Linked DNA regions of Homo sapiens: all the other regions are linked to region 3. Evidence: chromatin loops called from intact Hi-C (ENCODE). Cell type or tissue: natural killer cell. All regions are shown on one strand. Each heading gives the region's core, and the rest is flanking DNA. Links, peaks and the distances in the headings are about the cores only.

Region 1 (5,987 bases), core at 580-5,579, 240 kb after region 3:
TGCTTTCATTTAGCCAGCAAGTGAGCAGACAGCCCTCCTGGTATGTTGAAGGACAGTAAGAAAGGGCTTTAGGATTTTTCTGCTTCTATATCATACTAGGCTCAGGGCCTAGTTATCAATAGATCAAAGGAGTATATTTTCTGACTATAGAAGATACAATATGATGTGAGTTCCTTAGGCTTGCTTTTTGATATTCTGCAAAATTATAGAATATGCTCTCTCTAGTTCTTGACATAGCCTGCTTTCGCGCCTATTTGCTGAAAAATGTTATTTGAATATCAGAAGCTGAATATTATTTTGTTTTTTCTCTTTGCTTTCCCTTTGTAACACTCTCCCCACCACTGGTGCAGGAGAAAGTCTCACTAAGCCTGGAGAGAAGGCACTTTAATATTTTTCACACTGTTATCCCTGTTAACACATCTTGCCTCAGTTGACAAATTTCTGCTTCTTTCACAGGGGTCAAACATCAGACTAAACGTGGAACAGTGTGCCTCAGACTAAGACTGCAATCATACAACGGAAATAAAATTGTTTTATTTAACCAATTAGTGACAAGGGAGCAATCAAGTTGTTTTCTTGGCACTGTGTATCCAATTCTATGACTATGATTTTCACCTTTGAAGAAGTTGCATTCTGTTTTCAGGAAGACAATCTTTGGTTGCCTTCCTCACATCATTTTCTGCCTTTTCAAAGTCATGACTAGCGAATATATTAGAAATTTTCTATATAAATCATAAATTTGCCTCTGAATATTATAACAATATTTTATTCATTTTCATACATCATTTGACTCTTCTGCCCTCATTATTTTGTTCTACTTTGATTGTATGTTTGGCCCAGAACACTGAGTGAAGGAGGCATGCAATTGCTGTTTTGAGGGTAACCAGCAGGCCAAAGTTAATTTACACTTGGTGGATTTCCAACTGCAGAGGAGTTGGTGAAATTGTCATTGGAGCTTTTATTTTGAAATATTATGCAGTTTTGTGCTACCACATGTTTAATAAGATTGAACTAACTGAGCACTTGCTACGTGCACAATAGAGAACTAAAAAAAAAAAAAAAAAGACCTGTCACATCACTATTTATTTCCTTCACGGCACTTATTGCATTATCTGATTCTCTTGTTTATTTACTTGTTTACTTACACATTGTCTGTCTTGCCCACTGGAAATGCAGACATTCTGCCCCTCTGTTTTTGTGGTTATAAATCCAGCACCTGGCACAGTGCCTACAACATAGAAAGGTTCAAAATATAGTTTGTTATCTGACAGAAAAAAAAGATGTTTATCTTCTCTGGTAAGAATGTTTTTCCTCTTTCAAATCTCCCATCTCATAAACTTTCCATTCCCAATCATCCTTTGGTTGGTTGAAGCAGCCATTTTCTCCTCTGATATCCCAGTGATGACTCTTAGTACTAGTCATTTGATGTATTATTATACACCAGTTTATAATGACTCTTTTATTCTCATTTAGTTTATGTTTCTCTTACATATCTCTGCACTGATACATGCAACAAGCATTTTGTGAAATGTCAAACACCTCTACAAGTATTGCTTATGATGACTGTTGTAAGCTCCTTGAGGTCAGTGGCGCTAGAATACAATTTCTCTTATTAAACCGTAGTGACTGATCCCTGTGTTATGTCGATGAATAATTAAAGTAGCAATGATTTTGTCTATATCTCTAGAGATGAGGACCAATCATAACCCCACCTCCAATTTGGAGATTATTCTCAACTGTATTTGCATCTTTATGTAAACCCCTCCTATTAGCTTCATCAAGAGGTTTTATCCCCTCCTCTTGGCTTTCAAACCAACATGAATTTTCAGCTGAATATAGGGCAGATTTGCTGTTCAGTGTCAACTTGCTTGAGGTGGGACTGGGAGCAATTCACTTGCTGAAGGAGACTACAGTGAAGTCTTCCAGAAACTCTGGGGAACTGGTCACATTCACAGGTCACAGGCTCTGACTCAGACGTGGCTTTGTCTAGGTTGTGGACTGCTGGAGTCTTTCCAGGAAGAGAACACCTTCCTTTTATCTTAAAACCATGCTGTGATTGCCCCAACATATTCCTGACTGCCCAAACCTTGTTAACTAGGCGAGCCAGATAGAATTTGAGTGCATGCTCATTAAGCATAGATGCTTGGATATACACATATACGTACAGCAAGGAGTCATGCCAGGAAAAGGTGCCAGACCCCAGTGCTGTGGAATTATACTGGATTTCTGTGGCAAAAGCATCATGGAAGACCCTTTTGCAAGGGAGTGGGCTTTGCCAGAGTTTTCATGCAGAGTCATAAGGATATTCCCTTTTAGCATTTGGCACCAGTTATTTTACACCAACTTGTGAAGCACAGTGCCAAGTTCTATTGCCTGGAATCTCCTTAAAGGTTTACTCAGATGTTGAAAGAAGCATCCAAAGTCATATTTTCTGTTGTTTATTCTTTTGCTTTTTTTTTCTCTTTGCAAATGAAAACCAGAGGTGTAAGTGTTCCATCCCAAAGGAGGAAGATTGTATCAAAAGCTATACCTCCTTCTGCTCACTCATACAACTCCCATGCACATCCCTTGGCTTTAATCACACAGCTTTCCACGCTGCTGACTATGCCAGGGCAACTCTGTTCTGCATGTCTGTATTGCTTCAGGGCACATTTCAGACCAGAACTGGATGGACTCACCTGGCTGGGTAATTTAGACATTTGTGGTTTGCAATGTTCCAGTGTGCTCCAAGCTATCCCAGCTTACTGGTTTCTTCCCAGGAAGTGGGAGAAGACTTTATCCATTTGTTTTCTGACAAGAGACATTATGGCCATAATTTAAGCAGTTTTCCAGAAGTTTGGCAGCAGAGGGTTACAATCTAGCAGGATTCGGTATTGCCTAAGCAAATTTGAATTTGTACTCTGGCTCACTCAGCCCATTTTAAACCCAGCAGCCTGGGGAGAATGAATCCTTATGAAATCAATGCGGTGGCTTCAGTTTCCTGTGGATGGCTTCCAGAAATGCTCCAGACATTGCTGAATGCTCTAGGTAGACTCTCAGTGCTTCGACCAAGGCACATTCAGACAAGCCTTTTTTGATTCACTACATATATTTCTGTTTAGAAGCGGCAAGGCTGAACTGATGACCCTGCAACGCGGTTTTGTTTCCCTCTCATTATCTATCTGGCTTCACAGGAAGTGAATGCTTGGCTGGTGAAGACAAAAAAGCTGTTCTCCAGCCTCATGCTTCATGGCTGGAACATAGCCAGTTTAGGCTTGTGAAGAGTCCATTAAAAACACACGGAGGCAGTTGAGGGATGGGATCTGTGTATGTACAGGTCTTTCAAACGTAGGCAGCCTATGTTTGGCTTATGGGGCTTGGAGGAGAGGCCTTCTTTGATGTGATTCTTGGATCACATATTGATTAAAAAAAAAACAACCAGAAGTCTAATACCCACTGTAATGCATCCAGCAGACAACCTCTTAGCATCTCTATAGAGACCTTTCCTCCTTTACTGGGTCACACTTAGGGCACATTTAGCTCTCAGATAACCTTAAATAACCCACAGTTCATTTCCTGTTGACTTCGTGTATCCTCTACTTCCTGAAAGGTTTTCTTCTTTTTTTTCAGTTGCCACTCATCGTTAATATGACATTCTCCAGGTCTTCTCCGCACTTCAGAATTCTCTTCTGGGCTTTTGAATGTTCTTGTTTTTTTGCTGAATTGTTTTTCCTGGGTTTTCATCTTCTCTTACCCTGTTCACAGTGGAGAGGGGACTACATTTCACCCCTGCTGTCTCAGAATGTTTCTCATGCTTAACATTCTATTTTCCTACTGACTTGGACAAATTGCATTATAACCTTTGATCTGGCACAGTTCAATCACATTTTGGCTGGAAATGTTTTACACATTAAAATGATGAAGGATGACTTTATTTGCCAGACAAAAGATGTTTAAAATGGAAAAAAAGAAAAAAAAAACTCAAAAAGGTCTTTCTGGAGCTACTGTATGAAAAAGACTCTTGAATATGTAAAAGCTTTTGGAACACAGAAGGGAGTCAGTTGCTTCACTTTAGAGTCAGTTTAGCAAAGGACGGATTTGTGGTGACTTGTCACGGCCTTGAGATTTTTGAAAGCAGGTCTCTCCAGAAAGCCTGTCCTTAAAGACAGAGTGGCTTCTTTCCCCTTTGGCTAAGACTGACTGCCAAATTTCACCAGGTTGCATACCCAATGGTGGAAAGTGCCAGCTTCTTGGCTTTGCATAGGCAAATTCCTACCTCCCTATTTTCTCTCCAGTCAATGCAGCAGTCTGTTTATGCTGTGCAGACGGATACCCACCAGACAGGGTTTTCTGAACCTACTAGTCTATTTAGGATCCAGTTTTTTTTTTTTTTTACAGTGCTGCAGCCTAATTAAGCTTGGCGATATCATTAAACTTCTATTCAATTCGATTACATTTTAGTTCAAATGTTATTGATGCCATCCACATGCCAGGACTGTGTTAGGCATTGGGGTGGGTGGCGAGAAATGGTCCATACCCTCACGAAACTTAGCGCCTAGCTTAATTTTCTCATATTTATCAATTTGATCCTGACGAACTAGGACACCAATATATAATGCTAAAGACTAGATTTCTTCCATCCATACTAGTTGAGTTGTATAACATGAGTGTCTTAAAAACAAATTCAGGGCCATCTATTTTGCAATTGGATATGTAAAATAATTTGTACTATGGCTATTGTGGGAAATAGGATTCAATTAATGACTTGTGGGAACACTTTGCCAATAATCATGTATGAGAGACTTTTCCCCAACTGGTGGAAGCAGAGGGGAGGGAGGAAGTGAGCTGATGACAGAATGTAAAAGCAGAGAGTACATTGAAAAACCCACTTCATATAATTAGTATAAAGTAAGGTAGAAGCAAAATAAAACAAAAAGTGCTATTCATTTTGGTCCCAGAAACCATTGTTGGTGAGGGCTATTAAGTAAGCATCCAACTTACTTCCTCTAGCTCGACTTCCAGAATGTAGTGATATTGGAAACTACCCTGTGGATTTTTTTTTCCCAAGCCACTTCCTTTTCTGAGGAAAGAGACCTATTCTATGCACACAAGTCAGTTCTTGTTCGTTTTATGTTTTAGCAATGTGGGCCCTTACAAATCTTTAAAATGACACAATAGATCTTCATATAAGAACCTTGACAAGTGAAGCTGTGATACAAGCAAAGGGCAGAAGTGGAAAGGGTGTGGGAAAGAATGGAGCAAGAGGAAGGAAGGGTGGGGTTGGGGGTCCAGGGATGCTCCACGTGCGTGTGCCCTCATAGGTTAGACATTAGGAAGGCTTCAGAAACACCATACATTTGGGCAAAGCCTATACTCTTCTTTATTTCCTTCCTGCACAAACTTACATACCACCCCGTGCCTACTCTACCTACCACCCTTCACGATTCCACACCTCCTGGCAGGCAGTGCTCCTGTAACAAACCCCCCGACATCCAGGCTGCTTATATTTCTGTCTCAAGTGAATACGTTTCTAAAATACTGAGTTTGAATAAACAACACAATAAAGCAAGATTTAAAAATATGTTTACATTTGGCTGTTTGCCCTGGTTTGGGGAAGGGAGTAAGTATAGACTTTGTTATTCCCTCAGAATCCTCTAGAACAATTACCTTTAATGATGACCTGGAGGGTGGGGTCCCTTAATGATTTGCAAGAGATTCAGGGAGAGGTGTCTCAGGATGGTTTCTTCTGTTACTAATGTATTTTGTTGTGATTTCTTGGTCTTAATTGCAATTTTGTAGTTCATTCATCTAACATGGCATTCTTATAATAAATAAAAATGTGTAACTTCCTTCCTAATTATAGAAGTCATGCATAGTTATTGTAGGTCATTTGAAAAATTCAGAAAAGTCCAACTAAGAAGCAAAATCAACCATCATCCCACCTCCCAGTGTTATGTATTGTAAAGATTTGGTGTTTGTCTTGTCAATCTATGGTTGTGTTTTCCTCT
Region 2 (5,987 bases), core at 477-5,476, 210 kb before region 3:
CACGCAAACTAAGGAACAGGTTCTGCAGAAATTTCTAGAAGTGGGGTAACGTCTAGGTTGTTGTCACGGAAAGGGACAGAAACTTTCAGGTGTTGCCATGGCAATGATAAACTAACATGACACTGGTGGGCATGTCTTTATGGAGAAGTGTTTTCATCTCTTCCCTGCTTCAGCTAGTCTTCACCTGGTGCAAAGTCCAAGCCCCAACTCTGGAGTCAAGTCCCGTCTCCTACCTCAGTAGGAATTTACTTAACACTATTGAACTATACATTTTTTAACAGTTAATATAGTAAATTTTTATGTCTATTTACGATTAAAATAAGTAAATTTAAGAAGCAAGTGAAATAAAAATTTAAAATAATAAATTTACAATAATAAATTAGTGGCATCAAGGGAAATACAGTCAATCCTCACCAATTCATGGATTTCACATTTATGAATTTGCCTGCTTGCACCAAAATTAATACTTGCAGCACTTTTGCAATCATATGTGGACATGCACAAAATGATGAAAAATTTGAGGTGCCCATTGTACACTTACCCACCTGAAGACAAAAAAAAGACAGCATTCTGCCTTGTTTCAGCCATCATATGGCAAACAAATGTCCTTTGGGTGGTCTATTTAGTGCCACGTTTTTGCATGTTTGTGCTTTCTGTTGGTCATTTCACTATTTAAAATAGCACTTGATCACTATGCTTAGGGCTATCTAGTATTGCTAAGTACAAAAAGGCTGCAGAGAAAATATGTGTGGGAAATAAGCTTTGTTCATATGAGTTTTAGTGCTGTTGACTCTAAATGCAATATTAATCAATCAACAATATATATTAGGAAGTTATCTTTAAACAGAAACACACAGTTACTATTGATCAGCTGACAAAAATGTTATGACCGAGGCCTACAGGAACCTAACCCTGCATATTCCCGTAGGAGCGATGCTCAGTATTTGCTAAGTCAGTGTTCAAGGCAACTATAAAGAACATAACTACAGTGAATGACAAAAATCAACTGTATCTACAAGTCAAAAAAAAAAGGGAAGGAATATTATAGGCAAAGATATTAATTTATGTCAACCACTTTAATGTGATTTTAAAACTTGTAAATGCTGTAAGTTTTTTACAGTACGTGAAGTGATGATGGGGCAGGGGGATATTTATTCCTAAATTTAAAATATTTATCAGCTAACCTTTGAAATTAAACTTTTTGTTATGTGTGAAAAGCACCTGGCTCAGTGCCTGTGCAAGTGAAAATTCAGTAAAATACTAGATTATATTTATCTCATTAAATTATTGTAACTACCATGTGAAGTAGGTAAATGAGCAAACTTTCAAGGTGATGGGAATCTGAGAATATTATCCAATTGTTTAGGTTTCAATTCAGTGAGGGTACAGCTAATTATATAAGATGGGTCTCTGATAGTTCATTCAGGCTCTAACAGAATTAAATTATCAACTGTGGTCATCTGCAATGAAGTGACTAAAGAAAACAACGCTTTGGGGAACAAGTGAGACTGGTAGAAATCTATGAAGGTCATGCCACAGATATACGAGGACAGTGGAGTGGGGATGACTGCTTCTAACAGTGTTGGAGTTAAGAAAGTGACATATTCAGGCCGGGCATGGTGGCTCATGCCTGTAATCCCAGCACTTTGGGAGGCAGGCGGATCACCTGAGGTAGGGAGTTTAAGACCAGCCTGACCAACATGGAGAAACCCCGTCTCTACTAAAAATACAAAATTAGCTGGGCATGGTGCTATATGCCTGTAATCCCAGCTACTCAGGAGGCTGGGGCACGAAAATCGCTTGAACCCCGGGAGGCGGAGGTTGGAGTGAGCTGAGATCACACCACTGCACTCCAGCCTGGGAAACAAGAGCAAAACTCCGTCTCAAAAAAAAACACAAAGTGACATATTCACAGCATAAATTTTTGACTCATGGCACTGACAAAGAAAGAGGCAGTTACTAAGTACAACATTAAAGAATCGTTCTCCATCTTAAGCCAAGGTTAGAAAACGTTTTTCTGTAAAGGGCCAGATAGTAATTCTTCCAAGGCCAAAGGTCTCTGTTGCAACTACTCAACTGTGTAGTTGTGAAGTGAAAGCAGCCATAACCTGGCCGGGCGCGGTGGCTCACGCCTGTAATCCCAGCACTTTGGGAGGCCAAGGCGGGTGGATCATGAGGTCAGGAGATCGAGACCATCCTGGCTAGCACAGTGAAACCCCATCTCTACTTTAGAAAAAAAAAAATTGGCTGGGTGTGGTAGCGGGTGCCTGTAGTTCCAGCTACTCAGAGGCTGAGGCAGGAGAATGGCGTGAACCCAGGAGGCGGAGCTTGCAGTGCGCCGAGATTGCACCACTGCACTCCAGCCTGGGCGACAGAGGGAGACTCCGTCCCAAAAAAAAAGAAAAAAAGAAAAAGAAAGCAGCCATAACCTACACATAAATTAATCAATGTGGCTGTATTTCAATAAAACTTTACACATGAAAATTTGAATTTCATGTAATTTTTAACTTGTCACAAAATAATATCATTCTTTTTTGATCTTCTTTATTCAATTATTTTAAATTATGGAAAACATTTTTAACTTGTGGATCACAAAAAAACAGGCTGGCCACATTTGGCCTGCAGACTGCAGTTTGCCAACCCCTGCTCTAAAGCTTTAAAACCAAAACTCAAATGCACAGGCTGATTTTGTTGACTGTTTAATTATAACTTCAAGTGGTACCAGGCAAGCTTAACGAACAGGAACCTAGTGGTTATCAAACTGGTTTGTCTGCAGGAACCTTGGAAAGTCCCTAAAACCGTAACATAAAGACATTCCACTATAATCCTATGTGATCTACACCAGAGGTATGAAAACTACAACCGGAGGCAAATCTGACCCACTGTGTTTTAGTAAATAAAGTTTTAATTGAACAGAAAAGCTCATTTATGTACTATTTATGGCTGCTTTAGCACTACAATGGCAGCACTGCATTGTTTTTTTCAGTGACTGTATATCTGGCTCCCTATAGAAAAAGTCTGCTAACTCCTAACCTGGGTAAACAAATATGTATGGAATACAGAGACCTGACAAGGGGGACATAAGCCACCAAGATAGAAAAATAACAGCCTCTCAAAGTTCGCAGACCCTCTAGAATAAAGGCAGTAAGGCAAGGTATCCTTTAGACAAAGCTCTATAATTACATCACAAGTACTGTGATTTCCCTCTTGGCTTTCCACAAAGATCAACAGCCCCTTACTAAGGTAACCATGTACTTGAAAAGTGAAACACCCAGACCTTTCTGGGACTATAAAAGCTAACTCTTAAATCTCTAAAAGACCCAGATAGCACCAATGTGGCACATTTGTCAGAAAGAGGAATGACAGTGGTCAAATAATAAAGTTTTGGTCAAAAGTCCATTTATCAGAGTAGATTAACCCTCCCAATTTATTGGTTATCTTCTCCAGGTGTTGAACATATAGTTGCAAAGGGCAGTCTTAGTTTTCCAACAGACAAAATTCCCATACTGATGCCATGACAGGTGGAGTTGCAGGGTAGTTTTTATCAGGAAGTCTGATGGAGATCCCAGGAGCTCTCCCTCCAAACAAAAGTAATTTGCATTCCTGAAAGAATTGTCAAAGAACTGAAAGATGCAAGGATTGCAATTCCTAGCAGGTACCTACTTAATACAACTGTCTGGCTAATACAGAAAACAAATATTTTTAGAGGATGACTGTGTTTTAATCTTAATGACTACAAGGAAGAGCTGGTATTCATATGTGATCTGCTTAGTTCAGTACCTGATATGCAGCTATCATTCTGGCAAAGGTTTCTCTATCTCTACAAACAGAATTTCAGAAGCAATTTGCTTTCATTTGGCTTGTACAGCAGTACATCTTCACTATACTGCCTCAGGTTAAGTCAGTTTTCTGGCTTTCATATGATATGCTTTGTTTGTTTTGAGATGGGAGTTTTGCTCTTGTTGCCCACGCTGGAGTGCAATGGCGTGATCTCGGCTCACTGCAACCTTTGCCTCCCGGGTTCAAGTGATTCTCCTGCCTCAGGCTCCCGAGTAGCTGGGACTACAGGCATCCGTCACCATGCCCAGGTAATTTTTTGTATTTTTAGTAGAGATGGGGGTTTCACCATGTTGGCCAGGCTGGTCTCGAACCCAGGAGGCGGAGGTTGTGGTAAGCCAAGATCACGCCACTGCACTCCAGCCTGGGCAGCTGAGCGAGACTCCATCTCAAAAAAAAAAAAAAAAAAGTTGTATTCACTACTACTTTTACCAAGATCATCAGAAAAATTCTAAATAACAGGAAGCTATCAAGCTCACAGTATCTAATAATTTTCCAAAACCCAAACTATCACGTGAAATCTCAGATTTTATCACTGGCAACAAATACCGTCCGTTGTTTTCCTTAAAGTAAAAGCTCACTTTGTTTGAGAAAATATCTCTAAAATGCTCATGTCAGAATCACCATAGTGAGTCACTGTTTCAAGCGAAAATTAAAGAAGGCTGGTTCTGCTCATAACTCAAATAATGCCCAAGAGTTTTCCCTCTGAAACCATCATACTTTTGCATTCACAAGTATTTTATGAACATTTCCCATTTCATCACAAAGACCATTAAAATGATTCAGATTCAGATCATGATTTTTTTAGATTAATACTTTTTACTGCTTCATCAAGGAGATTCCTAAGACTTTTTTTTTTTTTTTAAGAGATGTAGTCTTACTCTATCACCCAGCCTGGAGTGCAATGGCGTGATTTTGGCTCACTGCAGCCTCAACCTCCTGGACTCAAGGGATCACCACAGCTCAGCCTCCTAAGTAGCTGGGACTACAGGCACGCATCACCATGCCCAGCTAACATTTTTGGTTTTTTTATAGAGACGAGGTCTCCCTATGTTGCCCAGGCTGGTCTCAAACTCCTGTGCTCAAGCAATTCTCCTGCCTCAGCCTCTCAAAGTGCTGGGATTACAGGGATGAGCCACGATGCCCGACCAAGTAAAACTTCGTTTACTATAAATATGTGGTGATGGTGCTGCAGAACATAGTTTGAAGAAACTGCACTGATTTTTTCCTAACCAGCAAGTTTTCCAAAACATCACTTTTGAGCCAAAGTGCAAATGTCAACACAGTGAAAGAAAGTACTTATGATTATTAAATTAGTTTTACTCTGAAAGGGTCTTGGGTTCAACAGACAGCGCAAAATGTATTTCTCATTTTTGTTGTCAGCTACAGGTTGGCTACAGGCATCTTCTTCATTCTGGAATCTAGCAAAAGAAATAGTCTTTATCTGGCCCATTTTTCTTGGGGCTGAGGAAAATTAGCAAAAATCATTCATGCAATGGCTCCTAATAAGGCTTCAGCTTAGACATGACAAATAATCACTTCTACTCATCTTCCAGTGGCCAAATCAAGTTCCATGGCCATTCCTGATGTCCACAGGAACAAGGAAGTACTCCTCCCACAAATAGGAGGTCCTGTAGGGAGAAGCCAGTAAAGAAGGGAAGCAACTGTTTTTGAATAATGTGATCTACTATAAGCAACAATTAACTCTTGAGTTCCTCTCACCTCCACACCAAACAGTACCACATTTCACAGGGGACACAGAGCTACCTGGTAGCAATATGGTAACACCCAGAATCTTTCCACCATTAAGAAAGTTATCTCTGTGAAACAGACACTTAGCTTTTGTCAACAACCTTACTTATTCTGGCTACCATGGAAACAAGTCCGTTATTTTATAATTTTTTTGTTCTGAATGAAGAATCAATTTTAGGATCTAAATAACCAACTCACCAATTTAGAATATAACACAAACTTTTTATAAATTGTAGATTTTTTAGATGACAGCTAGTTAAGGATGTTGAAAGTTTAAGTACAAAAGGAGGTATACATGCTGATAGGGGACAGTTAAGTATTTACTGTTGTGGACATCTATCAAGTTTGAAAAGACTTTTTAATTTGTGGATATTTCCACGTTCTGAAATCTACTTACT
Region 3 (5,987 bases), core at 484-5,483:
TAGCACTTACTCTTCCATAACCCTCAAAGCTTGTCTAACAGTGATTCTTTTCTGCCTTTCTCCTTCATTATATGATAAATTGCTAGAGGGTTTAGACCTCCTTTTAAATTCACCTTTATCTCTCTGGGCTCAACAGGGTGCCTTAGGAACAGGGTAGACTGCACAGTTCCTGACTGAAAATAACACTGGCAAGGAAACACCCCAAGGTGCTATCAGCTGCCAGATGCCAGAAGGAAATGGAAGGGCCTGGACTGCTCCCTAAAGAGCCTGACCCAGAAGCGGTGTGTAACAGGTTCCACTCAATGCCTTATAGGCTGAAAATTGCTCTGTCTTCTCAGAGCTAGAAAGGGTGTTCAGATAAGGCAGGGTGGGACCCTGACTCATGGACACACAATTAGCCGGCTTTTGTCTTTGAATCTGACTGGAAGTGACTCATGAGCTGGAAAAAAACCCTTTGGAAACAAATGAAGGGGGAAAAAAGGAGGGTAAGCCACGACTGCATTTTACTCTGTTAAAATGCAGATCTGCTGTCCTATAAATGTAGAATACTGTACATTTCCTCAGCCTCCCTCCAACAAAGACCCAGGGGAAATTATTAAGCCTGACAATTCACTCATTTTCTCCAAGATTTTTATTAAATGCAATTTAGAGGGGATAAAGTTTCTTCTCTTTTCTCTTTCTATTCACTTGAATAAGCCCTAATTACCACTAGGGTACAATAAATGGGCTTCTAGAAGTCTGTGGCAATTGGCGATGCTTCCCCTTTAAATTAACCAGTTGAAGCCTCCAGTTTCAACAGCCACCAGGGCACTTCCCGTCCACTCACAACTTGCTCAGTGCAATCTGAAGAGCATTTATTGAGCACCTTGTTATGGGGCACTGACATATGCTGCGGAGGATAGAAGACTTCTCGGGGGGTTATAATGGGGCTGGGGAGCTCTTGAACTCAACTGACATACTGTGTAAGTTAAACTAGTAAATGCCATGGGATTTTTGGATTAGAAGCAACAAAAACACAAACTAGGTTAAACAATAAGAATTTGTGGCAAAAAATAATGGGCTGTCGCAAGGAATCGGGGGCAGGCAGGGCTGTACCAGGGACACAGGAACCGATGCTGCCAATAACATTAGACTCCTGTTGGCCTCAGCGCTCTCTCCCAGCCTGTCTGGCTGTGGCTGAGGCTCTATCTTTGTTTTCTGCTCGATCTTTATCTCTGTTTCTGCCTTCAGATTGGCCTTGCCTCTCCTCTCCTGACCATGGGAAACATGGTCATGTATGTTATAATATCTTGCAGTTTTAGCCCTGGGGAGAAACTGACTTTTTCACTTCCAGTTTCAAAATTTCCCAAGAAGGCTTTTGATTGGATTCAAATATGTCAGCTCTTCCCGCTGGGACCAATCCCCTGTGGCAAGGTGGGGGAGGGAAATTTGAGAAGGGCCGTGAATGGTCCAGCTTAGGTCAGAGGTACAGTTTCCACGTCCCCACCCCCACCCCCGCCCCGTCAACAAAACAGCTCTGCCCTGTAAGCCTGTGGGTGTGGGTGAAGGTGGAAGTGGGTCGGAAGAGGCTGCGGGCTCCACTTTGCCAGGAGTGTAGGGGGAAGGGCTGAGTTGAGGAAACAATGGGTCTAGCACTTCTGCTGACCTTGTTTTCAGAAACAACCACAGGGCCTCTGGCCCCAGTGGAACTTGACTCATAAAGGCGAGAGACTTGACTATTGAAAAAGGTCTCCTATGAAATCTGAATTTCACTTAATCCTCAGAACAACTGTTGAGGGGGTTGTTACTACTCCCATTTTAAGACGCGGGCTGTAGAGAGGGTAACCACCCTGTCCACATTCACACAGCGAACACGTGGTGGGGCAGGGCTCAAGTCCAGGCGATTCCAAAGTCCCCCCGTGCTGTTTGCGCCACGCGGTGCTCCCACCAAGCCCACTCCGCGGGGAGAAAAACCATAGGCCTCGGAGGAGGAGCGGCTCCTCGCAGTGGGGTGGGGCAGAGGCCAGCATGAGGCCTTGTTCACTGGAGGATTCCACAGGCCTGGAACGGAAAGAATGAGAGCTCTGCAGGCAGGCAGAGCCCAGGGCGCCCAGTGCCCCCAGGCTGCGACAGCCAAGTCGGTGGGCGCGCATGGCGGGGCTTGAAGGAAAGGTCCAGAGCCGGTGGGAAAGGCCACGCCCCGGGGTAGAGCGCTTCCTTCCAGATCCCGGCCTTTAACTGCAATTCCGTTTTAAGGGCAACCCTGCCCGGTTCACACCTAGCCTTGAAGATGACAGATTGCACTGTGAGCAATTTGCAGGGTGAGAACGGGAGCCTACGACTCCGCACCTGCACTGCCAGAGCCATAAATGCAGCAAATCATGGCCTATAAAATGTCACCACTGCTGAAGTGCAATTTTCCAGGGGTCTTCTGCAGAGGGAACTCCACCACGGAGAGCGACCCTCGGCTCTGCAGCCTAAGAGGAAGGCCCCTGCAGGGTGGGGGAGGGAACAGGGAGGTCTTCCTCCCCATCCCCTTCGTGCCACTGCTCCCCCCTTTGTGACCCCACTCTGCCACGTGGTAAAAGCTTCCGGGGGGAGGCATTAGTTATTTCTGTCTGAGGAGTTTTTGACCAAACGTAAACATCAGAGGAGCGGGAACCCGAGCCCCGCCTGGGCTGGGCGGCAGCGACCCCGACGCCGCGGCGGCAGAGCCGGAGCTCGAAGCAGCCGCCGCTGTTGCGAGCCGCCCCTCCCCCGCCAGGCTGGCGAGCCCATTTTCGCTTGGCCGGTCTCCGCGCTGCCGGATGGATTGCGCCCCACCCCCGCTCCTCTGCTCAGTCATTCAGACTTGGAAAGTCAATAACACGCTGACATCATCAGGGGTTTGTGTATTATTACACGGCTACTTTCCAGAGTACCTGGCATTATCTAAGAGAGGAGCACTCCGGCTGCCCAAGAAAGGGCCTGAACTGGGAGCTTGGCGGCCTCGGGGAGGGGCGGCTGCTCAGAGCCAGGCCTTTCCCTAGTGGGGAGGGCATCTGCAAGGCACAAATTAGAAACAGACTATGAGCTTTTGCTTCACTAAATGCAGATGCACTTTAGATATCGATACATGCTTCATTTTGCCTTCGGGTGCACTTATAAATCATCCTTAAGTGACCTCTATTTCTACCAAAGACATCCACTTGGTCTTTAAGAAGCATTCTTAGTGATCCTCACAAAGGAAAAAAAAAAAAAGGAGATATCTTCTGTGACAGGAAGCCAAAGGCTGATTTTCTTTTTTTTTTTTTTGAGACTCTTGGAGTGTGTGTGTGTGTGTGTGTGTGTGTGTGTGTGTGTGCGCGCGCGCGCGCGCGATTCTCTGTTATGTAATCGCCATCACGGGTGATTAGGTCTTCTAGGTCTTTCCCTCCAGGGCTGAACTGGATGGTTTGGTTGCTGTGTTTTTCTTAAGCCTCACACAGGGCAAACACACATGAAAAACATGTCCCAGATTTATGGCGCAAAACTGCTCTCCAAGCAAATTGCCTTAGAAGACTGTCTCGGTTTTGGAGGAAGGAAATAGATGAATTTGTTGCTAATTAAGACTCCTTATCTTACTACTCTGGCATTTCCTTTTTTCTAGAACGAATTTTTAAAAATAATTTTATGTAGTTTAGATGTTCCCTCCCTTCCCCCTTGCTGTAATGGTACTTGAAATAGCTTAAATAACTAATTGTATAGACAACTGTACTTTTGTTCTACACACACACACACACACACACACACACACCAGTTAACGTGAAAGGCAGTAACTCATACAACATGGTACCTTTTCTGTTTGGCCATACAGACTGTTTCCTTCTTTACACACACAGGGCTGATCTCATTTAAATTCTCTTAGCATCTTAAATTGCAAAAAATGGCAGCCAGCTGAAAACTGGCTACCTGGAGAATTACAAGGGGAGAGAGCTGTTCTTTGGCCTCATCTTAATCTCTCTGTACCTCAAGCAGGGAGTCCATCTCTGATAAAAGTCTTTAGAGCTCCCCAGGAGGAAGCGAAGCAGACATGTTTTTCAACAATGTAACAATTTCCCTATGTGTACTTGATCATTTCGGGAGAACTTGTAGTAGATTATGACTACTTCCCTCCAGATGGTCTGACGGAAAAACTCTCCCACCAGACTTGCACTTCTAAAATCACTTCCCCAGGCCTGGCCCTCCCACCCCACCCCCATTTCCCCTTTCGGAGGTGCAGGCAGCTGGGGAGGCCTGGAACACCAGACCTCCAAGATGGCCCAGCATGTGTTGAGTCTGGAGGCTGAAGCTGCTGAAGTGGGGAAGGGTCGGGGCACTCGCCTCCAACTGGGAGCTATTTACCTAGGGGGTTTCCCTCAGCTCAGAGAGGAGCATGCAGACCTGACAGTCTGTCTTTTTGGTTCTCAAGATGAAGAAACTCTTCAGTCTCTAAGCACTTCCGGTTTTTAGCCCAGCTGACCCTCTCGTCTTTGCCTTAGCCTCTCCCAGACACAACTGCCTACTATAGGGATCCGTGCTAGGGAAGGACGTGGGCCACCTTGCTTTGGGTGCTGAGCTTCGGCAGCGGGCAACGGACTTCCTACCCTAGAGTTTCTGCCTAAGCAGGGGAGGACAAAGTCTGGAGGATCAGCTTGGATAGAACCTGATAAGTAGGAGGCAGGCTACCAGTTGCCAAAGTTCAGCACCCCTAACTAGAGGCTGACAAGGTTCTTTGCCTAGCAAGGAACCTTATATTTGGCAGAGGAGGAGAGAATTCAGTGAAGAAGAGCCATGTTGGGGGGATGGAGGAGCAGGAGTCTCTGCCCTGGACAAGCTCAGTGTGTTGGAACAGGTAGACACAGAAATGACCGCCTGAGAGCATGCCCTCTGCCCTTCAGTGAGGGCCTCTAAGGGGCTGGTCCTCCTGTGCTGTGGGAGGGAGAAGGAACTCCAGGTGACCGTGGCATCAGGCTATTCCTCCCACAGCTGGCCCTGGAGGAACCCTGGTAATCTGATGGGCTAGGAGCGGTCCTCCGGGAGTGACATTATTTCCCCCGTTCCTCTGGTTCTTTACTGCCAAATATTTGTCAGCTGGAAAGAACTGGTTGCATTTTGATTCATAGGCTTGTCTCTTTCAGGCGGTCCATGTGACGATTCTAGACACGGAGATTCAGTTATCAAATACAGCATCCTCCAGTGGTCCGCTTGCTTTGATGAAGACCACAGCAATGCTTCTTAAACTGTCATGGGCAAGATTTTTAATCTACTGCCCACTGATATTTTTGTTTCTAAAAAATTAGGGAAATAAAACAGATGTATAAGATACAAGCCAATTTTTTATTATTAGATTCAGAAAATTACATGACAAAATTACCCTGTCAAACTGTTATGGCTATTTCTAAGTGTTATTCTCAGTTGCTATGCACATCTCATTGTGGAATGCAAGAAACAGTTGTTGAACCTGGGACCACACTTCCAGTTGCACTGGTGCAGACATTGAACGTGGATTTAGCTCCCATTTGTATTTAGGTTAGCCTGAACAGTTGTTTTTAGAAAAGTTGGATTAAAAATCCAGAGGATTCACAGGAAAATCCAGCTTTTCCTGAAAAGTAAAAAGCTGCAGGCAACAGAAGCCTTGTCAACAATTGGGTGGGGCTGGATAGCAGCTGCCCCTTTGAAACCCGGCACACAGCCTTCTGTTGCCTACAATTCCAGCCTCTCCCTCTTTTCTCACCCATAGGCAGGTTCCCTCATTTAAGCTACTTGCTTGACTGCAGAAAGCATTTGAATCTGTGTATACCTTAGCAGGATATCCACTTGAAATGAGCTGCTTCAGTATTTTTCTAGCCTCCCCACAGGGAAAGACCACTCTGCAAAGGTCAACGGAACCCATCCAGTGTGGTTCCGAGACTGGAGGCTGTAGTGTAGTACAGAGTTGCTGTGAATCACTGGGTGTCCTAGATATTCTCTAGATAAGTGGATCATATACTTCACATCTATATGGGTTA
Region 4 (5,987 bases), core at 322-5,321, 180 kb after region 3:
GCTTTGAGTACATTCAGATTATAGTTTAATATATAAACATAAGGGAAATTTTAAAAAGGGCAGAGAACTCAGAAAGTCATGAAAGAACAGCTATTCAACATATATTTTTCCACATGTGTTATTACCATTCAGTATGGTGGTTTTCTTTTACTCTGCACAATTGCATTTGTGAAACTAATTTGGGAGTAGTCAGAGGCCAGGAGATGAAACAGAGTTGAAGTAAAATCTCATTAGTTACCATGTAAGGGGCTGGCAAAATTTGACTTGAATTAGCCAGGTTAAAATGAGCTCGTATTTTAATAAACTAACAATAAGACTGTCTAGGCAGTTGAGGAGTGGGAATTGTTTTGAATTACATACTACTCGGGGAAAAAGATCTGTGATCAGAATAACAAGGTTTTACTGTACACTGCATATTGTATGAATTCTGCTGTCTCTTTGTGTCTTGAGTCTTTTATGATTGTCATGCCATTCTGGGAGCCACTCACTCAGTCTTTTGTGTCATTCTATTGTCAGCCATAATGAAATAATTGGGATGACAATTATTTGCTTGTTTAGTTTCAAAAGTTTTCTGTGTTCAATATCTTCTATTGTTTGCCTCATGGTACCATGATGTGATATATCATTCCTGCCCAGATTCCAAGAATAAAAAACATGCATTTTTTTTTTCCGGGAGAAGTGTCCCCTTAAGCACAATATTTAATGGCCATATATTAAAAGTGCTATAGTGAGCATATATTTAATAAAATAATTGCAGCCATCCATAACTCAAATAACTGTAACATACCAAGATGGTAGATGAGGTCACAGTCTACCATGGGAGTTCAGCAGTCTAATTTTATAAACCCCAAATCAAAATAGATAGATTGACAATGAGAGAGAGAATGTTTGAGACTGGACTTGTTAGAAAATACAGGAACTAGTCAGCTTGAAATATAACAGTATAAATTATACCTTGCCCACTTTAGTGATTCAAATGGCATGTATTTTTATTGTGAAGACTGCGTAACTTTGGTTCCCTCTTCCTCCCGAACCCTGCTCAAAGATTTTAGGGAATTAACTAAGGTTTCAGTAGTGAAGCTTTGGATCAGCACAGGGGCAGTTGTCACCATTACTCTACTTTATAATCTTGTGGGGAGGGAGCTTAACCAGGACTATCATCTCAGCCTGGGATGACATGCTTTGAAAGTGCTCCAGTGTCACTTTGAGGAGGGTGGCCACCTGCAACCCAGACTAAGCAGTGTAGTTGCATTACTAAGAGGTGTGTTTGGAAGTCAGACAAACTTGCCTTCAAATACAGACACTTGCTTGTTACTTAACTTTTCTGAGTCTCCTCATTTGTAAAAAAAAAAAAAAAAAAAAACAAAAAAACACAAACAAACACCACCAAAAAACCAAAGAAAAAAAAGTAGGAGAGTGAGAATAATAGTTCTTGCCTTAAAGAGTTATTGTGAGAATCAAATGGGACAATGCAGGTAAAGACATTTAGCCTAGAGCCTTGTACCGAATATGCACATTTTAAATAGTAGCTTTCTATTATTTTGTGATTCTTCCCGCCCCTGCTGCATTCCCCAATGCCTCATCTACCAGCAATTTGTGTGCACACTCAGGGTCAGCAATTCTTGGCTTGGGATTGCAAAGAAGGGAAGTACAGCCCTTTTCTGCTGGCTTTGCCTGGGTTGACCTCCCAGCTTTGCTCCTTGGCCTGATTCAGGGTTGGCAGGCATAGATGGAAAAGAGCCATTGGTTGTTAGAATCGTCCAGCAGGAGATGAAGGGAGATCTCACCCTGCATTTTGTGTCTAAAACAATTGCTTAAATTTGTCATCTTAGGGACACATGTACATAGGTAAACACACGCATATACTGTACACATCCATGTGTACAGCTCAGATATTGTCTATAGGAGAACAAAATGTCTTGATGAAAATGAGTAATTCAGCTAATCACCCAGATGTTTTAGCTATATGTTGCCACACAGCTGGGTGATCTGAAACAGCTATCTGTTTGGTGACTTGCAGATAAAACATAGATAATAGAATCTCCCTCTTTTCCTCCAGTTTTTTGGCATCACTTAGATATAATCTAAATGATATGGCAACATATGGGAAAATCTCTCACATTCAAAAGCATGCAAGCAGCTAGCTAACGCTTTCTACTAAAAACTTTGCTTATAGGTATTTTGATGAATCTAGAATTCTCACAAAGCACATCATTTGAAAGAAATACGGCAGCAAAACAAACTGCTGCATTCAAAGCAGGGGTATTGAAAAGTGTCAGGCAAACATTTTTAACCTTGTGTTTGTGCTCGGTCTGGTCAAAATAGAATATATTTCCTTTTATGGAAGTGGTTTAAAAAGGGGTAAGAGACAAGATTTAGTGTTTGCAGGAAATCCTTTAGTTGTTTAAAAAGCTTCAAGGGTTCCATCTTTGGCATCCAGGTATTATTCTCATTAAGTTAGCATTTTAGGTTTCTGAAGTGTTTGGTTCAAGTGAAAAAGATTAATGTTATGCTTTGAAATTGATTACTATGGAAAGTCTTTGTACATTTGACTGTAAAGCAGAAATCAACTTGGACAGGAAGCAAAGCGGATGAACAGGAAGCTAAAGTAAATACCACAGTGACACGTGAGGGGTGGAAGGTGGTTAGTTTATTTTTTAAAGAGTTTTCAGACCATCAGTACATACGTTTCAGTTTCTAGATCCAAATCTCTAAGTGCTTTTCTCCAACTGGTGGGATGATTGAAATTAGAGAGTAAGACGAGAATTCACTGTGCTGGATTTTTCATTCCAGGTGCAGAGCTTTAAAGGATTATGGAGTCTGAAGACCAAATGGGATGATGGAGAACAGCTATTCAGTGGTACAAATGTAAATGCTCCCAGGCCCGGGCAGGTAATTTAAGTGAGTGAAGCAGGGCAAAGTGTAATTGTGTAAGCAGACATTTGCTGACTCCACATACCACTAGGGAACTATACTTTCCCCTGGCAGAAAGACAATCAGCTCCAGCCTATTATTGCGTACAGTAAGGCTAACCAAAGTGAGGGGCTACTCTAACTTTTCAGGAAAATCCAGCAGTCTTGATTTTTATGTAGTTTCCAAAATGTTTTTGTTATGGTTCATTTGGAGAGCAGCCTTTTGATCTCCAGTTTGCTACTTTTAATCTAGTCTAATCACACATCTTGCAGTTGTAGAAACCAGACCCAGAGAAGCTGAGCACCTTGCTTAAAGTCCTGCAGCAAAGGATAACACTGGGGCTCAAACCCAGTTCTCCTCCATCTTCTTCTCTGGCATTACCCTTCCACTGAGAGCACAGCATCCCGCCCACAGTGGGCTTCAGCAGGCTTTGTTAGAGGAAACCCATGGATTTTTGAAGGTTTTAATAAGTTAATGAAACTCTTTAATTAAATTAAGTAATTTAATTAAGGTGCTCTCCTGACTTTTTCCCTAAGATAATTATTTACTCAACCAATGTTTGTCATTGGTGCCTCTTTTAAAATGTTGTGTAACATTTTCATTGTTCTTTCATTCAGTTCAAGTTACTTTTCTTCATCTCTATATTTAATATATCCTCTTTGTTGATCAATGCTTCCAAATTCTCTTTACTTCACATATATCATTTGTCTAATTTCTGTGTTTGACTTTTTAAACTCAGTCACTCAGGGTCTGAAAGTGTCTTTAACTGGATCTATCTGTATTATATATTGCTATGCATTCATTGGAGGGAATAAAATACAAATTTGTAAATCTGAACATTATACTACATGGGGCCAATGGAGAGAGTCCATTTTACATGAAGAATGCCACTACTTTATCCCTAGAGAGTATGAGGAAGAGTTTCACCCATCTTTAGCCTCAGATCTTAGATTCAGTGCTTGTAAGAGAAGAAGCACTTATTCAAAGAAGCAGGTATATATACTCTGGTTGTGAATTCTTTCTGTGATTTCAAACAATATTTGGAAAAACTCATTTCTGAAGGCCTAAGGTGCAGGGAGACGAAAACTACTCTTGCGAGGATACAGTTGGTAACACCCATGAGGGTTCCATTTGCATCGACTCTTAGCCATAGCTGCACCATAGCACCAAATTAGGTAGGGACTGTGCTGCTCGTACCTTTGGGCTCAATGGAAAACTGTCCTATGATTCTGTTACTAATCATCTCCTACATTTGAGTGGCACTTTAATTCCCAAGACATTTCACATATTACTTTTGCCATTTTACAATGAGGAAACTGAGGCTCAGAAAGGGCAAATGACTTGCTCCTTGCCTCACAGCTGTGTTGAGGAAGAGGTGGACTAGAACTTCATGAATCCTTCTCTTCTCTTCTCTTCTTTCTCTTCTCTCTCTTCTTTCTTTCTTTCTTTCTTTCTTTCTTTCTTTCTTTCTTTCCTTCTCTTTCTTTCTTTCATTTTTTTGGAGACAGAGTTTCGCTCTTCTCACCCAGTTTGGAGTGCAATGGTGCAATCTCGGCTCACTGCAACCTCCACCTTCTGGGTTCAAGCGATTCTCCTGCCTCAGCCTCCTGAGTAGCTGGGACCAGAGATGCACACCACCACACCCAGCTAATTTAGGTATTTTTAGTAGAGACGGGGTTTCACTATGTTGGCCAGGCTGGTGGTCTCAAACCCCCGAACTCAGGTGATCCACCTGCCTTGGGCTCCCAATGTGCTGGGATTACAGGCATGAGCCACCATGCCTGGCCGATCCCCCTGCTCTTTCTACTGAGTACTATCTTAGCTTTATGGCTGTTCCAGCTAGCCCCCATATCATAGTCATGTTCACTATTAGATGACCTGCTGGGATAATTTTGCACATTCTCCTGCCCAGCAACACCCTGGTTGGTTGCTGCAATGAAGACAATGGCTATGCATAGAAGAATTTTAAAATACCAATAGAGGATCTCTAACTCTCTGGCACTCTACTATTTGTACATGAGGGGGCTGTTATTGTAGAAAAGGAAGAAACATTTTCCTGGTTGGGATTTTCATACTGGCAAATTGGCTATTCTGATTTAAATTCATATTGTTACTAATTGGTGTTAGAACTTTTGTTCTGGACTGTGCTTATGCTAAGTAGAGATTTTCCCTCCTTGTTTGATTATGGATTAGTCCACACATTTTTACCTTATGAAAGGAAGAAACAGCTTGTGCCGCCTCGGGAGGAAATATGTCATCTAATAATTAGGCTCTGAGGCACTGGCATCTTGAATACTGACCTGTGGGCAGGCCGTGGAGAGAATCATGGAAAAAGCTGCATTATCCAGGGCTTTTTCCTCAGATAGATTTAAAAAACAAATGTCTTTAGAGCAAAGCACTGAAGGGCGAGAAGCAGCAAACAGGCAGATTATTAAAGCATTTGTCATGAAGTTACAGGTGGGCTCAGGAAGGGTCCCAGTCCTGCAGGCCGGGCTGCCTTGCTGAAAATATCTTGTAAATTATGAGTTGTTCCCCCAAAGAAATCACTAGGCAGGAAAGGGCAAAGTTACTCCCTAGCAACTCTGGTTGCAATAGTTTCTGAACTATAGTTTCAGAAATCTGTCAAGGCAAGGGTCAGTTACACATGGGAGGCTGAATTTTTGTATTGGAAGACTAGGTGTTTAGGATTACAGCAGTGATCATTCCTGGAGCATGTGTATTTACACTTCTGTTTCAAAGAATGAGAAATACACACTTATAATGTCGGTGCTTTTTCTCATCTAAAAAAATGATGAAGTATGTCCTCTTGCATTTACAGATTCACTGTTTATCTTTAGTCTCATTAACTTATGCTGTAGTTCAATTCATTTTGTTTCTATTCATTTCATATAGAAATGCACTGAAATTTTGCTTCAATCTTTGTACAGTATTTGGCCAAACTCTCTATTTGGCTTTAGTTTTGGCCATAGCCTTTAAAGGCTGAGTAAACAAATGTCCCACTTCTGCGTTATTGATGGTATCTCTGAACCTGAGATGATCAATGACAGCCTGATCGTATTATTTATCATCATGCA
Region 5 (5,987 bases), core at 647-5,646, 320 kb after region 3:
CTGTCCTTCCCTCCTCCACTCCCCACTCCTGTTTCTCTGTATGTCAGGTTTCAACAAGGGGAAAAACAAAAACTTTGCAAGGATATTTCGAGGGTGAGAAAATGTTACGATGGACCTGCATTTCTTTATTAATGGTGAGTTGCATAACAAATGCCATGGGGTTGGGGTTGGTAGGTTTTACTGTGTCTGTTAAATATTAACAGTACTTGTACTTTCTGAGGTATTGTTGAATTGCCTGGATACCGCTCAGCCAATCACAAAGAAACAGGTTTCCATGGAAGCATGCTCACGGATTCATTTCATTCACAATGAAATTCACACAGCAAGACAGATCTGTAAAAATAACCCATGAAAAATCGAAGCAAAATATTTCTGGGTGTTTGTTCTATGCCATTTAGTGTGTATGTCTGTTTTCCATTTAAAAAATAATCTAAAAATATCTGGGCCTTCAGGAGAGCTTCCAAAAAAGCTGGAGCTCTTACCTCTGCCTTGCTGTTGGTTGCTATTCTTTTGGGTGTGTATACCTGTGTGCTTGACGTGCCCAACCCCCTTCCTTGTTTGCACTCTTGAACACAACATTTTATACCTAATTTTAAAATGAAAACCAGAATCCTCTGAATGTGTGGAGAGCATAGACTACTTTAAAATGCATTTATATACTACTAATCAATCAGAAGGAAAATAATCAATGATTTTTGATTTTCCTCTATGAAAGGATTTAATAACTCTCTAAATTAGATACTATTATTACCTGTACTTAATAGTTGAAAACAGAAGCTGAGAGAGGTCAAGTAACTTCTTCAAGATTGCACAGCTAATAGGTGGCAGAACTATGTTTCCAGGTTAGATTTGTCTAATGGTGGATGCTGTAATCCCAAATTACTATGCTATGTTTTTATTTTCATGAAGTAGAGCATCAGTATTATCTGTTACTGGAGTCAAAACATATCTATCTCTGGACCTAACTATCTATCTCTCCATGTATTTAATTTCCAGCCAGAAATACATATATGCACACACAAATATACACTACATATATATATGCACACACAATACATATATATACATATATACACATATATTGTTAATGGATCTATATGTATATATGTGTGAGCATACATACATACACACACACACACACACACACACACACACTAAACGATGCTTACTCCTTTTGTCATTGCTCTCATAATAAGTCTTGTGTTTACAGCTCTAACATGGCATTTATTTTATTTCAGTGACTGTCTACTTGGTTCTTCATGGCTAGATTCTGAGTCCAGGTGATCATGGATGGGTTTGTATTGATCTGAATATTTCTTGAGGCTAGAACTGCTTAGCACAATTGCCACTTCATATAAACTTAGTTGATTTAGAATTTACAATAATTTGAGTGACAAACAAAGAATTTTTAGACTCTAAGCAAAAGTAAAAGCAAAATCATATTGAGGCTGGGATGCCATTTGGATAGACAAAAAACCTTTTCACCACTGTATCTCCTGACCAAGAAGTGAAGAAGTGTCCCTGGCATACTTGGATAAATGACTGAAATAGATATATAGAAGCTTTTCAGAAGGATTATTCTTCAACTCTCAATATGTTAATTTGAGAACATGCATATCTAATTATTAGTTATTAAAACAGGTCCTTTAAAATTAAAAATACTCCAAGTACTTGAAAGTAACAAAACTGGAGTAAAAAATAATAGAGTAGACATTTGACAGTTTCTCCCTCTATTGTTCTCAGTTCTTGAACATGGTTAACTAACATACTCACACTTCATCTATTGGTTGACATTCAGGAATAAAGTACTTGCAATGTTTAGATTCTTAAAAATACATTTTATGTATCAAACCTTTCTGAAAACCATTGTTAATGGATAATTATCTAGGATGCATTGCTCATCTTCCTGTCTTATTAAACAGTCTATCAGATATGACCTAACCTTTTCATTAAGACTCAGCACCATCACTTTATTATTTGTAAACTGTTGGGTCACAGAATGGTATCCTCAGGTGTCTGAGCTTATAAAAGGCTGTGGCTGTTTGCCTGATTTCTCTTTTGACTTTTCCTCTGCCATTTCCTATCATTTGACTGGCTTCCCTGGGTCTGCTTCCTACATACAGTCCATTGTATGTTTAATTTCATGTCCTCCGTTGGCTAAAGACATTCTGTTGGTTTCATGAATCCTTGAATATGTCAATTAGTTCTGGCCTTTATGGCTCCAGGGTGACCTTATTTATCGTCTGCTATAAAGTCTATAAACCTGATCTAAGTACATTCCTCTTCAGTGCTAGAGTCTTTTCTTTTTTGTTATTGTTTCTGTTCAGTTCAAGAGGGAAAATGTATTTGGTTGAGTTTCTAGAGAGCTGTCTGCTGAATATGTGAGACGATTATAATTCACAACAAAGACTATAACCTACTCTGTTATTTTGAAGGAAAAACATTTTAAAAGGCAGCTTCCTTTGGGAATATTTCTAGGAATAGTGACTTTACATATGTATGAATGTGTGTATATATGTATATGTATATATATGCATATATATTTATATGAATTCACTTATATTCTATTATTTCTGAAAAAAATATAAGGCAGCAGTAGTGACACTAGGAAAAGAAAAATGGGTAAAATTCATAAGCCTACACAATGGTTGCCAACACTTCCCTTTTATTAACTTGGCAGCCTGGTATTTTGCAGGGTTTTTTGAACACAAACACCCTGAAACTCATCATCGGGTTGTAGCAGGATGTCCCTCCTTAGGCCGTGAGTAACTGCTGGGGCAGGTGTGGTTTGGGTACAGTTACAGTCTTGGAGGAAAAGTTTAATTTTGTTCTTTAGCTATCTGGTGATGTTTTTTCAAAGGCATATATAAGGGACACCACAGACCACTGATGTGTGCTTTCAACTATTAATTTATAAGAAGTGTTTTGAGATAACCAGAAATAGAGGAGTCAGAGTGGTCTAAAGGGAAATGACTCAGGCATCCTTTTGAAAAGATACCAGCTAATGAAACCGTTATCTTTCTGACTGGCCCCAGGCTGAGGTTTTGCCATGAGAGGTCTTTCAGCGTTAATTTAACCAGGACAGTTGCTGTTTTAAAAGGGTTTGCTAGCCAGCCTGCCGGATCTGACAGAAAGAGTAGCTGCCTCCCCTGGTGTGATTTAAAGGGCAGTAAAAGTTCAGCCAGCCCCTGATCTCCTCCCCAGTGGCCTTACTTCACTTAGAAATGTTCATGATTAGAGATACTCCATTGGGCAAAGACCTTGTCTCCAGAAGGCACTAATAAACAAGACTATATTTTACCTGAATTTATCACTAATGCCCTTTCTGAATTCATGAGCAGATGAGTGAGTTAGGCAACCAGCTGGAGCAAAGCCTGATGATTGAGACATGAGATGGGTACACTTATGATGAGAACATCTGAAGCAAGAGCAAGTGGTATTGTCCCTGGATGATGTGGGTAGTAAGGGGTGATTAAAATTTAAAGCCATTGGACCTGAGGAGGGGCATTTGCTGACTATAAGATAATGACAAAAGGGGAGATAAGAAGGTGAGGTTTATTTTACAGTATTGCTCAAGGCTGGTTTTGCTTCTTGGAGTAACAGATAAGCTTATGAAGAACAAACCCAGATCTTTTACTATTATTGACCTTTTCCAATCAGATTATATAATAATTTATAAATAATAACTTTCTTGGCTTCCTGACTCAACATGCCACCTAAATAGCTAAATTCTTTTGAGTTCTTGGTGACTCATCTTTGCTCTTGACTCTGTGACTAGACTGGTTTCCAACTTAAAGTATTTAAAGAAATTCAGCATCTAGTATGTCTTCTTTGTCTTGCTCCAATCTTGTGCCCCAGTTCTAGATTATTTTGTGCTCTTTGTTGCTGAGGCCAAATACTCACTTCGCATCCAAGACATAATCACTAAATTCCAGCTCCATTCATTTATTTATTCATCAAATATTTATCGAATGCTTGCTTGGTGTCAGATACTGTGCTAGGCACTAGAAATACAAGGGTGAATGAAATATGGTCTTTGTGTTTTAGAAGTTCCCTTTAGTGCCCGAGAACTTGCTATGACACTCTGCAGTTCTTGGGGCCCTCCATAATTGGGGTCTAGACTTGTTGAAAACCCCTATCTCCCTGATTCTCTTCCTTTTCCTGAAGAACTGGGATCTGCCCCAGAACAACACTTCATGACCAGAATCCAACTGTCATGTATGACCAAGAGAATATAATTGAAGGTATATGGGGGTTTGGGCTTTGAATGTTTTCAGGAGAAAAATTAATTTAAAAACACTTGGAAGGTCTCCAGAGAGGCTTTGAAATGTTTCTGTTTGTTCCAAGGGTTGTACATTGTCCTCACAGAAGGGACTTGGGATTCAATTGACTAGAAGAAACAACCATTTTAAGACTTCTGCATCCTTGGAATTTCAACCATTAAGGAAAGTCCTTTGGCAGATTGCTTTGTGCTTTTACATGATTGACTGCTTCCTGTGAAGATAATTTTGACAAGGAAAGCTGTTGGAGCTATGACCTTTGACTTATGCTGCTTAGATTCTAAGGGCAATAATTTAGAGGAATTTAAAAAAAAAATGTATGTTAGAAGTGTTGCCATTTCACTAAGATAGTCAGCAGAGTTCCTCTACTTGTTTTTTCATAATCTATGATGTTTTTAGTGGGCTTTATATAATTAAGAAAATGCAAACAAAAGGCTCGATTCCTGCTCCTTGAAGCAATCTTTCCCCATCTCTAGCCCCCATAATGTATTTTCTCTTTGCCTTGCTCTAAAGTTTCTTTTTTCTTTCTTCCGTTCTTCGTTTCTGTTCTTTTTCCTCCTTCCCCCATCCCATGCATCTTTCTTTCTCTTTCTCTCTTATAGCTAATTTTCCACCAAAGATTACTACCTCCTTTCCATAGAGTAGAGCTGTTGCTAGGAACTGTTGCTCAGCTAGGATGGTATTTCTCAGCCCTTGTATCTGTGTGGCTGCTTCTTACCAACACAATGAGAGCAGAAGAGGTGCAGGTCACTTCTGGGCCCAGGTAGCTAAGAAGTAGCAGGCCTCTTCATGCTATCTGCTCCTGCCTGTGCAGGATCCAGCACAGGAGCCATGGCCATGAGAGGTGGCGCCACAAAATGAAAGTTGCCTGGGTCCCTGAAACACCACCTAGATGACAGCCACTTCCCCTTTAAGAACACCCATCAAGGTGGGTGAGAAATAAACTTGTAAGGTGTCAAGAAACTAAGAGCTGGGCATTTATTTTTACTGTAACTAGTATTACTCGCTTGATACTACCTGCTTAGTACAAATTAATAGAACTAGCCACTTACTGTGACACAAAGATGAATGAGACAGTGTTTGCTCTACAACCTAGAAGTTTGGAGGAAAGAATGCAAACAATTATAATGCAAGTCAGAATTTAATCACTTAGAAGTTTAATAAGACTCTTTGAGTTGCAAGTAACGGTCATCCGATTTGAATTGGCTTCATCAAAGGGGAAATTCACTAGCTGGGTACTCATATTATTGATAAAAAAGATTGAAAAATCAAACAAAGAGTCAAGCAAGGATGTAGTTGGTTACAGGAAGAAACTGGCACCGGAGGACTTACATGCTGCTAGGACTCATTCCTTACCAATCAATTATGGTCAGGGGAGTGGGACCATGAAAGAAAGTGCAGTTCCCGTGGGTATTACAGGATTCGAGGTCGGGGGCTGGAAGGAACAACACCCAGAAGTAGAGGAAACCTCTTTTATTCTTAGAAGAAGGGAAGCGTATTTAGCAGACAAAATAATTGGTTTCCTCTACAGATGGATTAATTATTTGCCAACTCACCCCCCTCCCTGTACTTTTTTTTGGGTTTTTGTTTTGTTTGGTATCTTTTGCATTGTTAACACTTCCTGCTTTTATGTCTGGCTCCTGAGCTCAAATTAGATCTTTTCTTTTTGTCCTTCTGCCTTCCCCACCCCCAACAGTGCGTTGCTTA

The links. Peaks named below come from ENCODE experiments on the same cell type or tissue, not always from the same donor. Only the 100,000 strongest peaks of a DNase experiment are listed, where the experiment ranks them.
Region 1: it touches region 3 in a loop (12-fold over the local background); 23 of 110 quality-filtered maps call a loop at or near these places.
Region 2: a loop joins it to region 3, with 3 times the contacts of the local background. A loop is called at or near these places in 8 of 110 quality-filtered maps.
Region 4: a loop joins it to region 3, with 4 times the contacts of the local background. A loop is called at or near these places in 6 of 110 quality-filtered maps.
Region 5: a loop joins it to region 3, with 11 times the contacts of the local background. A loop is called at or near these places in 8 of 110 quality-filtered maps.

The regions. Positions count from the first base shown.
Region 1 is chr3:177,594,474-177,600,460 of GRCh38, forward strand. All of the region lies in intron 2 of LINC00578 (long intergenic non-protein coding RNA 578), which reads left to right. Among named protein-coding and RNA genes, the nearest start is that of LINC00578, 160 kb to the left of the region's middle. In natural killer cell, for the core only: no CTCF peak of the experiment used is centred there; DNase peaks (open chromatin) are centred at 3,218 and 3,548; H3K27ac peaks cover 1,631 bases.
Region 2 is chr3:177,142,362-177,148,348 of GRCh38, forward strand. The region is part of intron 1 of TBL1XR1 (TBL1X/Y related 1); the gene reads right to left. Among named protein-coding and RNA genes, the nearest start is that of TBL1XR1, 52 kb to the right of the region's middle. RefSeq lists a silencer at 2,180-2,474. In natural killer cell, for the core only: no CTCF peak of the experiment used is centred there; DNase peaks (open chromatin) are centred at 2,760, 3,220, 3,830 and 4,441; H3K27ac peaks cover 1,883 bases.
Region 3 is chr3:177,357,234-177,363,220 of GRCh38, forward strand. No RefSeq gene overlaps it. Among named protein-coding and RNA genes, the nearest start is that of LINC00501, 66 kb to the left of the region's middle. RefSeq lists enhancers at 882-1,081, 1,202-1,441, 1,328-1,622, 2,296-3,137, 2,648-2,942 and 1 more. In natural killer cell, for the core only: no CTCF peak of the experiment used is centred there; DNase peaks (open chromatin) are centred at 1,588, 2,308, 2,808, 3,358 and 2 weaker places; H3K4me3 peaks cover 1,849 bases; H3K27ac peaks cover 3,260 bases.
Region 4 is chr3:177,536,602-177,542,588 of GRCh38, forward strand. It overlaps LINC00578 (long intergenic non-protein coding RNA 578), which reads left to right. Exons shown (of 4, transcript NR_047568.1): 2 at 2,794-2,892. Among named protein-coding and RNA genes, the nearest start is that of LINC00578, 98 kb to the left of the region's middle. In natural killer cell, for the core only: no CTCF peak of the experiment used is centred there; a DNase peak (open chromatin) is centred at 2,610; H3K27ac peaks cover 1,507 bases.
Region 5 is chr3:177,676,873-177,682,859 of GRCh38, forward strand. All of the region lies in intron 3 of LINC00578 (long intergenic non-protein coding RNA 578), which reads left to right. Among named protein-coding and RNA genes, the nearest start is that of LINC02015, 140 kb to the right of the region's middle. In natural killer cell, for the core only: no CTCF peak of the experiment used is centred there; a DNase peak (open chromatin) is centred at 2,769; H3K27ac peaks cover 1,353 bases.